Linked DNA regions of Homo sapiens: region 1 is linked to region 2. Evidence: chromatin contacts called from ENCODE Hi-C or POLR2A ChIA-PET data. All regions are on one chromosome and are shown on one strand. The core of a region is the stretch at or near the end of the contact, and the rest is flanking DNA. Distances in the headings are between cores, read along the strand shown. Region 1 overlaps COMETT (cytosolic oncogenic antisense to MET transcript). Region 2 overlaps CAV2-DT (CAV2 divergent transcript).

Region 1 (6,670 bases), core at 2,710-5,209, 120 kb after region 2:
CCACAGGATTATCAAAACAAACTCTAACTTTTTAGGAAACAAAGTGACTGGAAATCTGAAATTGATTGCATTTTCAAACTTCTTTTAAGTTTGACCCCAAAAGAAGAATGAAGTTTCTTGAAACTCCTGCATCCACTGACAGGAATTGGATTCTTACTCAATGTATCGGAAATTAGACCTTTGTAACACCTGGTTTTCTTGATTATAGATAGGCCATGTTCCAGGACTACTATACAATATTTGGTTTGTAGGAAGTACTCAAACCCAGGGTTGTGAGAAGAGTCTGTGGCACTAGGGGCCTGGTAGTTTCCATTATTTTGCCTAAAAATCAATGTTAATGTCAATGTCTCAAAAATCAATGTCAATGTTGAGTTAACCATCCAAAGTGTGGATGTTTCTACTTTCTTAGTACCTTGGAGAGGTTCTCTGGATAAATAACAAAAGGAATTAGCTACTTAAGAATGGTACACAGGCTTATAAATAACTCGTGTAGGCATGCATAACTAATACATTTTTCCAAGGACATGGTAAACTCTTCCCATCTCAAGTAAAACCTCAAAATCTACATCCTGGTTCTGGCTCTTTTCACAGGGTAAAGTCATGGAGTTGGATGAGAAAGGTCTTTTTCTTAAGGCAGGGTAACTTTTAGAAGACAGGAATTCTGGAAGGGGCCAGGGTTTGATGTTAATCTAGCCCAGATGCAAAGGGAAGGTACAAAGTCAGGCACACCCGGCCCCATGTGCACGTAGGACACGACAACTGGAAAAGACGTCAAGAGATAACAGACGGTCCAGTGGCATTTGTCCTGACCAGGTATATCTAAACCTGTCTGATTTACCCATGGTCAGTAGCCAAAAGAAGGAAGCAACAGCATGCAGCTGTATTCACGGAAACCACCGGAGAAACTTTTCTCATTGCTTCCAGCCCTACCTTTAGTTCCTGACTTCCCCAGCTCTGCCTGTCTTCTGAACCTTCACCTTTATGGAAGGTAGAATTGAGGAGCTATTAGAAAGCCAGGTTTATAAACTGTGATGGTTCCAAAACCCTAGGTACACAGTAAAATCACCTGGGGATTTTATAAAAATCCCAATACCCAGGCCATATCCTAAGCCAACTACATTAGGTTTTCTAGGCGTGGGACCAGATATCAGTCTGTTCTCAAGCTCCCAGGGCCACTGAGTTCATATCAGATGATCTGAGTTCGAAGTCCAGTATAAACAATTACCTCTTCTCTGTCTGTCTCAGTTTTCTCACCTGTAAATGGTGATCATTATAGTCTCTAATTTATAAGATTGCAAGGATTAAATGAGTTCATTCACATAAAAATATCAGCACAGTTCTTAAATGTTAGTTCTTAGCACCGAGTTTCCTCTTCTTGACTTCCCATGTTTGAATTTCAATGCCTTCCACATCCTTAGCTTTTCCTCATCCTCCCTGCCTGTATCAGTTGCTCTAGGTATGCTCTGGGGACAGCCTAGTACTCCAGGCTGTGTAGTTGGCACCCTGGCCAGGATCACCCTTGCCACTGAGGGCCCCTGGACAGGACTTGAAGGGTCAAACACCGAGGAAACACTGACAGAGGGTGGTAACAGAGAGGGTGACCCACTGCCCTAAACTGCCCCAGGACTGAGGTATTTCCCAGGTTACAGGACTTGGAGAGCTAAAATCAGGACAGCCTCAGTAATCCAGGGCAGCTGGTCACTGTAATTGGAACAGATAGTCCAGGAAATCAGTGCAGGCAGGGGTTATCTTTAGGAAAGTCAATGAACAGGAAGTCAGGGTCTCGAGGTTAGACTCCACCGCTACACAAGGATAAAGTGAAAGAAGAAAAGGAACTGCAAGAACAAGGCAGGACCCCAGCCCTACAGGCAACAGGCCAGCGCCTTTTAAGAGATGCAGCACCTCCGTTAACAAAACTGGCAAGATGGCAGTATTGTAAGGTCAAGGCCCAGTTAGCATAGGTGGCACGAGTGTTGAGCTAAAAATGCATAAATCCCTAAGACTTAAACAAAGCTGAACTATATAGGAAGAAACCTCAGCCCCAAAGAGATGCTGGCTAACGTACTCTGCCCTGCATGATCTACTCTTGACCTCTTTTTTCCTGTTTAACATTTTTTTAATTGTGGTAAATATACACATAACATATTTACCTTCTCAACCATGTTAAGTGTACAGTTAGTAAAGTATATTCACATTGTTAAGCAATTTCCAGAACCTTTTTAATCTTTCAAAACTGAAACTCTATTCATTGGACAATTCCCCATTTCTTTCTTCTGAGTCCCTAGCAGTCGCCATTCTAATTTCTGTTTCTATAAGCTTATCTACCCTAGATACCTCATACAAGTGGAATCAAGCAGTATTTGTCTTTTTGTGACTGGCTTATTTCACTTAGCACAATGTCCTCAAGGTTCACCCATGTCGTAGCATGTATCAGAATATATATTGATATGGTTTGGCTCTGTCCCCACCGAAATCTCATCTTGAATTGTAACTCCCACAATTTCTACGTGTCGTGGGAGGGGCCCAGTGGGAGGTAATTAAATCATAGCGGCAGGTCTTTCCTGTACTATTCTCACGATAGTGAGTAAGTCTCGTGAGATCTGATGGTTCTACAAGGGAGAGTTCTCCTACACAAGCTTGCTCTTGCCGCAGCCATGTAAGAAGTACCTTTCACCTTCCACCGCGATTATGAGGCCTCCCTAGCCACGTGGAACTGTAAGCCTATTAAACCTCTTTCTTTTTTTTTTTTTTTTGGTTCTAATTGCCTTTTCTTTTTTTTTATTTTACTTTAACTTCTGGGATACATGTGCAGAACGTGCAGGTTTGTTACATAGGTATACATGCACATGTATGTTTATTGCAGCACTATATACAATAGCACAGAGTTGGAACCAACCCAAATGCCCATCAATAATTGACTGGATAAAGAAAATATAGCATATATGTACCATGGAATACTAGGCAGCCATAAAAAAGGATGAGTTCATGTCCTTTGTGGGGACATGGATGAAGCTGGAAACCATAATTCTCTGCAAACTTACACAGGAACAGAAAACCAAACAACGCATGTTCTCACTTATAAGTGGGAGCTGAACCATGAGAAAACATGGACACAGGGAGGGGAACATTGCACACCGGGGCCTGTTGAGGGTGGGGGGCAAGGGAGAGCATTAGGACAAATACCTAATGCATGCAGGGTTTAAAACTTAGATGATGGGTTGATGGGTGCAGCAAATCTCTTTCTTTTGTAAATTGCCCAGTCCAGTCTTGGGTATGTCTTTATCAGCAGCGTGAAAACAGACTAATACATATGTCCTTTTAGAGGCTAATATTCCATTCTATGTATATACTGCATGTTGTTTATTCATTCATTCATCCACGGACATTTGGGTGGCTTTCCCCTTCTGGCTGTTGTGAATAATGCTGCTATGAACACGAGGGTACAGATATCTCTTCAAGGCCCTGATTTCAATTCTTTTGAGTCTTCACCCAGAAGTAAGGTTGTCTTGAGCTCTTCTTAGGTTCTCATCCTGACTACCGTGCCTCTGTACAGTGGGACACAGAGCCACCCTCCCCACAGAGGAGCTCTCTCCTCCTGCTACCATTATCGTGGCAGTAGTTCCTGCCTCTTTTGTACGTTCAAACTCTTGGGATTGGAATGTTAATTTTCTCTGCATTATCATCCATTCATTCACTTATTGGAGAAATATTTACTGTAAGTCTGAGACCTGAAGACCAAGAAGATGATGGCCTTGTGAAAACTAGAGGAGGAGAAGAGCATTCAGGGTCCAGTGAGTGTGGGTGTGGAGATTTGGCTTACACTTGCTTAATCTCCTCTCACTCTCCCTGTGTTTGTACTCCATGCTCTTTTACACCATGCTGTATGCATCCTGGTTTCAAACAGAGTCAGGGACTTCAGCTGGTACATTCCCAGTCATTTCATTATGAGCAGGCTCTCCCCAACCTTCCCCTGACCCAGTGGCCTCACCACATCCTGCTGCCTAGCACTTGCTTATTTCTGGCCTGACAAAACGCCTAGTGGATGCTCTCAGTGCATCGACTCTTGGAAACAATGATTCTTCCTCTCTACTACCCAGTAGAGTGAGAGAGGTTCTTTATCTTGCCTAAGTGTTTTGAGGCACACAAGAAAAACCACAAAGGCAGAGCTTCCCTGGACACTTCCTCTCCTTTAGGGGAAAACAAAATCAATTCTCTCTCTCTCCCTCCCTCCCTCCCTCCCGAAGCCTCCCCACTGCCCTCCAAGTTTTTCACGTTGACAAATCAGACTGGAAGCCTGTATGACAGCCACTTTTCAGTATTTAACAATAACCCTCCCTACATCATCTACAAGTTATGTCTTCAACACACAAGGACAGTTTCTAGGACAAGCATTATCCAGGACTTTGCTACTCATATTAAAGGGCAGCATCCTATCCGCAAATCACACCCTCCAGTCTGCCCCCCTCTGACAATTCAAGAAAACTTACAGAATATTGGTTTATTGCATTTATCATTTCAGGGTTTGAGGATGTTTTAAGTTAATGATTTCCCTTTTTTTTTATTGTGCCAAAATCTTGTTCAAACACAATGAAATAAAACATGTAGATACAGGTTTCATTTCCATTGGTTGTCTGAGGCTAAAAATAAGAAGCCAGTGCTTAATGCTGACTTTTAATCTTATTGTGTGAGACCTTATCAATGTTTCCAAAATGCAGATTTAAAAAATAGCTGTGGTTAGGGTTTGAGAGGATATTCTGTGAATTCTAGTGCATGCACTGCCATCTACTGGACATTTATGATATAAAACTAAGCTGCATAGAAATAAGTGTATTTAATCACTGAAGACTCTGTAGAAGACAATACTAATGACATTACTCTTTAGAAAAAAGATAAGTATCTGGATAGATTAATGGAATAAATAAGTATAATATGCAGGCACAACAATATTCCTGTCTGGAATTTCTTGTTACTAAAGAATTTGTATTTTCATCTGCAGAGTAATGTTTGTCACTCTAATGAATGCAGAATCACAGCATTCATGCTGATAAAATCATTTTCAAATTGTGGTTCCTTAATACGACCAGGGAGAAGAGGCAACTCATATTGTCCTTCAGGTGGTGGAATTAAAGTAGGTATATGAGACTTCCCTTAGGATATTCTGTCTAATCATATATTCTGAAAAAAATTATGAGCATACTATCATGTACAGTTACAGAACTTCAGCAGTTTTTAAGAAATTTAACTCAATCACATCCACAATGCTGAACTTCTCATAAATAAAATTTAATATTCATTTCAGAAGGCAGTGCAGGGTTTTATAGTGTGTTGTGGCCATTATTTAACATATTAATTATTTTTGTATAATACTATTAAACACTTACTTAGGTGACATTTCTACCTGTTTTTCTTCTGGATACATAAGGGTTATCCCTTAATTGGATGGTAGAAAACCATATGGATTTTACATTTTAAAATGTACAAAGTAACTAGTTCTGAATATTTGACGTACATATGGGAGTGATATTCTTTTTTTGCACAGTAATTTGATAATAAGGCAGAAGTTTGGGGGCAGAGTGGGCTTAGGTGTAAAAAAGATAAAATTAATTATAGATATTACACCCAACCTTTATAAATCACATGTCATTTTACTTATTTTAGGCCAGACCTCCCTTCCATGCATATGCATCGTACTAAGAAAGATGCTTTCAACAACAATGTAATAAATTGCTCCCAGTCGCCTTAAGCCTTAAGTCTTAGAGGGGTGTGTGTGTGTGTGTGTGTTAGAGAAGTTGTTTATCAGAAGGAATTAGTCTCTTCAATGAAGGCAACAGAAGAAATCACGACAGAGTATATGCTAATGAAAGAGTTAAATGAGTGGAGTTTATTTTAGCTGCAAGAGCACACAAGAAAACATAGCGAATGATAAATAATTTGGAATTAGTCAACTGGGATGAGGTTTCTATTAAAATCCTTGAATGAGACCATTATCCTTTTAACAAAGAAAAAAAAAAGAAAGTCTGTATTTTAAGAAAGCTAAATTTTTTATTGATACATAATGACCATACATATTTCTGGGGTACATGTGAAACTTTGATAAATGCATACAATGTGTAATGATAAAATCAGGGCAATTGGGATATCTATCACTCAAACACTTATTATTTCTCTGTGTTGGGAATATTCCAAATCTTCTAGCTATTTTGAAATATACAATAAATTATTGTTAACTATAGTCACCCTACTCTGCTATTAAACACTAGAACTTATTCTTCCTATCTAACTATGTTTTGGTACCCATTAACAAGAAAGCTAACTTGTTAAGTTAAATAAAATTTAAGGAAATTGTCTAAGTATTTTATCTTTTTTAGACACCATAACAAATAGGAAATAACATATTTTTATATCTCATGACACTCCTAGCTTTTGTTTAAACCTGAACTCTCAAATACAGAGAATTAGCTTAGAAAAATAACTGCAGGGGTTAGGCTTTGAAATTTATCTTACTAAGCATGACAGCATGTTCTCAATGTTTTGCATGTTTCAATCTTTGTTTGTGAACTAGAAAAAGCATCTTTATTTAAATTCAATTAAACCAGACCTACATAGCTGAAACCCTGAGAGAAAACACAATTATGGAATCAATCCCAAAGCACTTGTATGGTGAATTCAG
Region 2 (6,621 bases), core at 973-3,472:
GAGAAGCAGGCACCTTCCTCACAAGGTGGGAAGAGAGAGAGCATGCTTGAAGGAGGAAGTGCCACTTTTTTCAACCATCAGCTCTCATGAGAATTTACTCACTATCATGAGAACAGCATGGGGGAAACCATTCCCTGATCCAGTCACCTCCCACCAAGTCCCTCTCTCAATAAGTGGTGATTACAATTAGAGATGAGATTTGTGTGGGGACACAGAGCCAAACCATATCAAAAATGCAAATTAAAACCACAGTGAAATACCACTACACATCCACGAGAATGGCCAAAATGAAAAATACTTACAATGCCAAATGCTGGTAAGAATGTGGAGCAACTGAAACTTTCGTGCACTGTTGCTGAAAGTGTAAAATGGTACAAATACCTGGAAAACAGTTTTGTATTTTCTTTGGTTTTTTTTTGTTTGTGTGTTTGTTTGTTTGAGACAGGATCTTGCTCTGTTGCCCAGGCTGGAGTCCAATGACATGTCATATCTCACCACAAACTTGACCTACCCAGCTCAAACAATCCTCCCGCCTCAGCCTCCCTGAGTAGCAGGGACTACAGGTGCATGCCACCATACCCAGCTACTTTTTTTTTTTTTTTTTTTTTTGTAGAGACGAGGTCTCTCTATGTTGCTCAGGCTGGTCTAAAACTCCTGAGCTGAAGTGATCCTCTTGCCTTGGCCTCCCAAAGTTCTGGGATTACAGGCGTGAGCCACCATGCCTGGCCTTTTCTTCATTTTCATGTGAAGTTAAACATCTATTCATCATATAACCTAACAATTCTTTCCCCTGTTTTACGCAAGAAAAATGAAAACATGTATCTGCAAAAGGATTTGTACGTAAGGATTCATAGGAATTATATTCATCATAACCCAAAACTGGAAATAACCCACGTTATTCAGTAAGTTATATCAATATTTGAATGGATAAACAAATGATGGCATATTCATACAACAGAATAGTTCTGAGTCATGTTCATGTTCTATGGACACTTCTGTAAATTCAATCTCATTTTCTCATTTAATAAGCATAATTCCTGCTAGAGTAGGAGCTATAAAATATGCTGCCCCTTAAATGATGTTGAAGAAATTTCCATATTAATGATTCATAATTACTTGTCATGTTCCATACTCACTCATATTGAACCCCAAAGTTATGTTATCATGTGCTAGTCTTTCTAAATCATTTGCTAAACAAATCAAGGAATCAGAGAGTATGGCATGTATGACAACACCTCATGTCATTATAGATATTTTAAGTATTTTAAATAGCTCTTCATCCTCATTAAAACTGGGAACACTGTGGAGACTTCTAGATTTATGCATTATTTTTACTTATATAACACAGCTTTTCTTCATGTCCTCTTCTTCACTGCTTCACAAACCAACCTGACATGTTTAAAAACTTTATATTCCAATGTACATTTAGGGAATATTTTATAAAGAGACACAGAATTGCCCAGCACTTCACTCAAATGTTACTCATTAGACTTACCTCTTCCCAGGCTCTTCGGACTCTCAGCAGCTAGTTCCTCTCACAGTCTCAAACCCCCTTCTCCTCCCCCAATCACCTATCTTCCCTCTCTCTCCACTCATTTCTCCCAGCAACCACTCCATCTCTCTGCTGGTCTCTTTTTTTTCACTCCTTTCTGTATCTCTCAGCATTTCTCATGCAGAACAATTTAATTCTCACTCCCCTTCAATTTTGAATTCAAGCAGTTGGCCCTCTGCTTAATACTGCCTTAAGCATTATCCGAAAATGAAGATTTCATTTCAAAGTTCTCAAATTACCAAAACTTATTCTTTTTGTGGATAAAAGGAATTGTAAGTAACATCTCTATTGTTTTACCCTTATTTTAGGATAGTTTCATAATGCATAATTAATGCTCTAAAAATAGTTGTAAAAGTTTCCTATGAAATGCATGATTAAAATATAAGATTGCCTTAATGAAAAAATAGCTCATGAATTTTTATTATATTTTTAAAGTTTAACAACAAAGAAGATATGCCAAGCAAAAATATAACAATTTCTTACATGTGGAACATTTTTAGGTATAAAACAGAAAAATATAATTTTCATGGAATAACTACTAGCTACAACCATATGCTAATATTTTCTAAGGTGATATTGTAACCTTAAAAAGCCCAGAGATTTCAAATTAGCCAAAGATGTGTCAGTTGAGTTATTCATTTATAGTAAGCTTTCAGGCCTTAGGACATCACCTATGAACTAAAAATGCTGAGTCAAAAGCCTACCAAGTGACTCATCCTTTCTTATCTTCTTTTTCCACAATAACCATCTTTAGTCACTAATTCCCTAAGTCTAGAGGGAAGGAACTGACCCAAATGCCTTAAAAAAGTAGAACTTTCTTCCCAATGGACGTTTGAAGAAAGACCCCCACCAGCACTCGAAATTGCCAATCTTCCTAAATTTTGAAAAAGTATTAAATACATACATCTGAATAAAATTATTATACTCACACAGGAATATATTTTCCTCTCTGCAGGAAAAATAGAGAAAACCATAAATATTTTATCAGAATGTAATTGTTCAGTGAGCCATCATTTCAACCACTTAGGAAAAATGGAGAGAAGAAAGTCACGTTCAATTATTATTTGACACTAACACCACATACAAAACAAAAATAAGTTTAAGATAACATCTATAAGTATAAATGCTATATAAATACTAGAAAATATTTAATGTGTGTGTGTGTGTGTGTGAGAGAGAGAGAGAGAGAGAGAGAGAGAGAGAGAGAGAGAGACAGAGAGAGGAGATTGCTTACTATTTGGTATAACTTGCAAAAAAAAATATTCATTTGGTTGTAGGGCAAACCTAGATTGGAAGGATAAGAATCATTGCACTTCACTTCCTCCAGGATCCATCTGTCATCTTTGGCTTAGAGACAGATAACTGTTTTCACTTAATTTGTTTTCCAGTTCATGTTTCTCAGATGTTTAACATGGTATTTTGGAAAAGGCAAAACTATGGAGACAGGAAAAAGATCAGGGGTTGCCAGGAGTTTAAGGGAAGGGAAGGATGAATAGGCAGAGCATAGAGATTATTAGGGCAATGAAATTATTCTGTATGATACTGTAATGGTAGATATGTGCCCTTATGCATCTGTCAAAAGCCACAATAAGTAAAATCTAATGTAAACTATGGATTTTAGTGATAATATATTAATATTGGCTTATCAACTGAAACAAATGTACAACTAATACAATGTCTCAGGAACAGGGAAAACTGAGATGAGAGGGTAATATAGGAAATCTCTTTACTTTCAACTCATTTTTCTACAAACCTAAAACTGATATAAAAAGAAGTCTATTAGTTAAAATTCAGAAAAGGAGAAAAACATTGATAAGAAAATACTTTTTTAAATGGAAGACATATAAAAAAACATAAATTAGGCCTTACTGAGGATTTCTGTGGGTCACTGAAGTGGTGTTTGCATAACATATTACATATGAAATTTTCCTAAAACTGTCCTTGAGTACATGTCCCTTTTTCATGTTTTTGTTTCAATCATTTTGGGGGTACAGGTAGTTTTCGGTTACATGAATAAGTTATTTTGTGGTGATTTCTGAAATTTTGGTGCACCCGTCACCCAAGCAGTGTACACTGTACTCAATATGTAGTCTTTTTTTCCTCACCTCCCTCCCACCCTTCGCCCCAAGTCCCCAAAGTCCATTATAGCATTCTTATGCCTTTATGTCCTCACAGATTAGCTCCCACTTATAAGTGAGAACATACGATATTTGGTTTTCCATTCCTGAGTTACTTCACTTAGAATAATGGCCTCTAGTTCCATCCAAGTTGCTGCAAAAGACATTATTTCATTCCTTTTTATGGCTGAGTAGTATTCCACGGTGTATATACCCACATTTTCTTTACCCACTCATTGGTTGATGGGCGCTTAGGTTCGTTCTATATCTTTGCAATTGCGAATTGTGCTGCTATAGACATGCATGTGCATGTATCTTTTTTACATAACGTACGTCCCTTTTTTAAAAATAATTATTTTGTAGAGAAGAGATCTTGCTAAGTTGCCCAGCTGGCCTTGAACTCCTGGCATCAAGCAATCCTCCCGCCTCAGCCTCCTGAAGTGCTGGGATTACAGGCATAAGCCATCGCGCCCAGCCCATATGTCTTCCTTTTTCCTAGGTCTGCTCCTCACAGCAGCAGCTTAAATCTTTCCTTCTATTTCTCTCTAACCTCACAGGCCCTTGCTAATTTTGCTCCTCACTTGTAGCATCTTTTTTTTATTTTTGTCATGAAAAGAAATTTAGACTTTCAGGCTTCCGGATCCAGCGTGTTCATCTGTTATGCTGTTAACAGTATCACAACAAAAGCATGGTAGGTGAGTAAGACAAAAAGAGAGCCCTCCTCCCAAGGTAGATTATGGTTGGGTGGGAGAGAGGTGGCTGGGAAGGTTTGCAGACCTGCTTTCACCATCACCATCTTGCCACCTGTCTGAGGAGTGAGGAAAAGGAGAAGAAAGGTTTCCAGCATGGCAACAGTGTGGCCAGGAGTGCAATTCACTTGAGATATAGGAGAGGAAATGAATTCCTGGGGGAAAGTGAGGGATTTGACCAATATTCAATCCAACTATAATGTATCCCATACTACAGGTAAGATTAAGTTGCCAGTTACATAGAGGAAAAACTCATGATGAATAGTAATTTGAACAAGGCTATATGTAGCACTGCATTCACTAGTGTAAGAATCTTGGATCTCATCTACCAGTGTTCAGAAGAGTATCGAGAGAGTATAGACAGTAGCTAGAAAAGGCACTTACTAAACTTCTTTACATGCCCTTTCTGTTGTTTCTTTCTGAATTTTCTGAATTAAAGCAATGCACAACACATTTTGAGAGTAAAAGTAAAGAGCATTTTTGGTTAAATTAACATGAGTACTTTATCCAGATCTTTTGCTGACCCATGCTTCTCAATTTGGATTTTTTTTCTACTTATAAAAATGCTACACAGAAAATGTTGGGGTATAGAGCTGTCATTTCCTTCCTTCCTTCCTTCCTTGCTTCCTTCCTTCCTTCCTTCCTAAGTAAGATAATACAAAAGAAATAAAAGACGTGCTGTCTCATAGGAGATGAGACACGTCTATATAAGTCCTAGGAATTCTAATTTAATTTGCATACCAAGGACATCTAAAGGAGAAAAATGTATTCTAATTAGGGTCTGGCTTCTAATGTATTATAAAAGTAACTTGTTAAATGAGATTTTGTGTTTTACTGGAAAATTCTTTTTCATAAAATTATTGACTGAAGATTAGTCCTTGATAAGCAAATCAATTTTGTAATTCAAACATGGCTATAGAAATTCAATGCATTTTTCTTTTTTAAAATTGTATTTTATTTTGAGAAAGCATCTCACTCTGTCACCCAGGCTGGAATGCAGTGGCCTGATCTCGGCTCACTGCAACCTCTGCCTCCCAGATTCAAGTGATTCTCATGGCTTAGCCTCCCAAGTAACTGAGATTATAGGCATGTGACCATGTCCAGCTAATTTTTTCTATTTTTAGTAGGGACGGGGTTTCATTGTGTTGGCCAGACTGGTCTCAAACTCCTGGCTTCAAGTCATCCGCCCACCTCAGCCTTCCAAAGTGCTGAGATTACAGGCGTCGAGCTACCATGCCCAGCCTCAGTGCATTTTTTTTACAGTCATAGAGCAATGCCTATAATCATCCTTCATACATCTCAGATCAAAACAAATAATTCTGTCTTACAAGAGGAGTGCCCTTAGACATTAAATAATAAATTCGCTAAAGGCATTATTTTATATATGGTTTGTGACATAGTGCCTATGAAAACCTAATTCAAAAAAATAATAAATTACAAAATAGCTACTAAGGGTATAAGGAGACATTAACTATGGATTAGAAAAACCTTCTTAAAGCAGACAGATTCTCAGAAAGTGTTGAAAGAGACTGGTCGTCACAAAGGTTGAGTTAAACATGATTTAGGTGAGTATATTTCATTATGTACATTAATGTAAGTTGTTGTAAGACCTCAAGTAAGACATATAAGAAATAAAAACACATTGGTGTACAACATGACAACTTTTCTTCACCAGCTGCATTTGCTGAGAATCCAAAGGACATTTCAGATGAGGGGGTGATGAAAGTCAAGGCAGAGACATGTGAACCGGAAAGATGAGCATAAGAAAGGCAGAAGCCCATCTAGGGAGACATAGGGACAGGACAGAGAAGGACAGAGTACAAGAAACAAGGAGGAGGAATTACATTTTTAAATGCATTACCAATTAAAAGAAAAAAAAATCAGTGTAAAAATAAAGGCTTTGCCTCTAACTAGTTTTGTGACTTTGGGCAGCCATTCCACTTCCTTGGCCTCAGATATTGGGCACAGTAACTTCCAGGTATTTACTGCTCTATTACTTAATCATTCCACTATAGCTATGTTTATGTTCACATGTTATTTTTACTTCACAGAATGATTGTTTTAATTCAGGTGAGTGCAATAAACAGATGACAAAAGACTGAAGTGTTTTCTAAGATGAGCAAGAATGATGATGCCCAGCTAACTGGAGGATGCTTTTGTTTCAAACCAGAAACAAGTGGTAATAGGATATATGAGATTAAGG

The links. Hi-C counts contacts between places; a loop is a spot of excess contacts on that map. ChIA-PET counts read pairs that join two places held with the same protein, here RNA polymerase II (POLR2A). Pooled maps may share reads with other maps.
Region 1: a loop to region 2 is called in a pooled map, with 5 times the contacts of the local background. The contact joins two enhancer-like sites. A Hi-C loop is called at or near these places in 10 of 37 single-sample maps with no recorded cell type and 7 of 50 pooled maps. POLR2A ChIA-PET finds 5 or more read pairs at or near these places in 3 of 52 experiments (AG04449, PC-9 and activated T-cell).

Annotation. Positions count from the first base shown.
Region 1 is chr7:116,584,417-116,591,086 of GRCh38, forward strand. All of the region lies in intron 2 of COMETT (cytosolic oncogenic antisense to MET transcript), which reads right to left. Among named protein-coding and RNA genes, the nearest start is that of CAV1, 63 kb to the left of the region's middle. RefSeq lists an enhancer at 3,921-4,020. Within about 2 kb of position 3,960, at least 9 of the 41 ENCODE cell types and tissues checked have a DNase peak (open chromatin) inside an H3K27ac peak, as active enhancers do.
Region 2 is chr7:116,463,694-116,470,314 of GRCh38, forward strand. All of the region lies in intron 1 of CAV2-DT (CAV2 divergent transcript), which reads right to left. Among named protein-coding and RNA genes, the nearest start is that of CAV2-DT, 33 kb to the right of the region's middle. Within about 2 kb of position 2,223, at least 7 of the 41 ENCODE cell types and tissues checked have a DNase peak (open chromatin) inside an H3K27ac peak, as active enhancers do.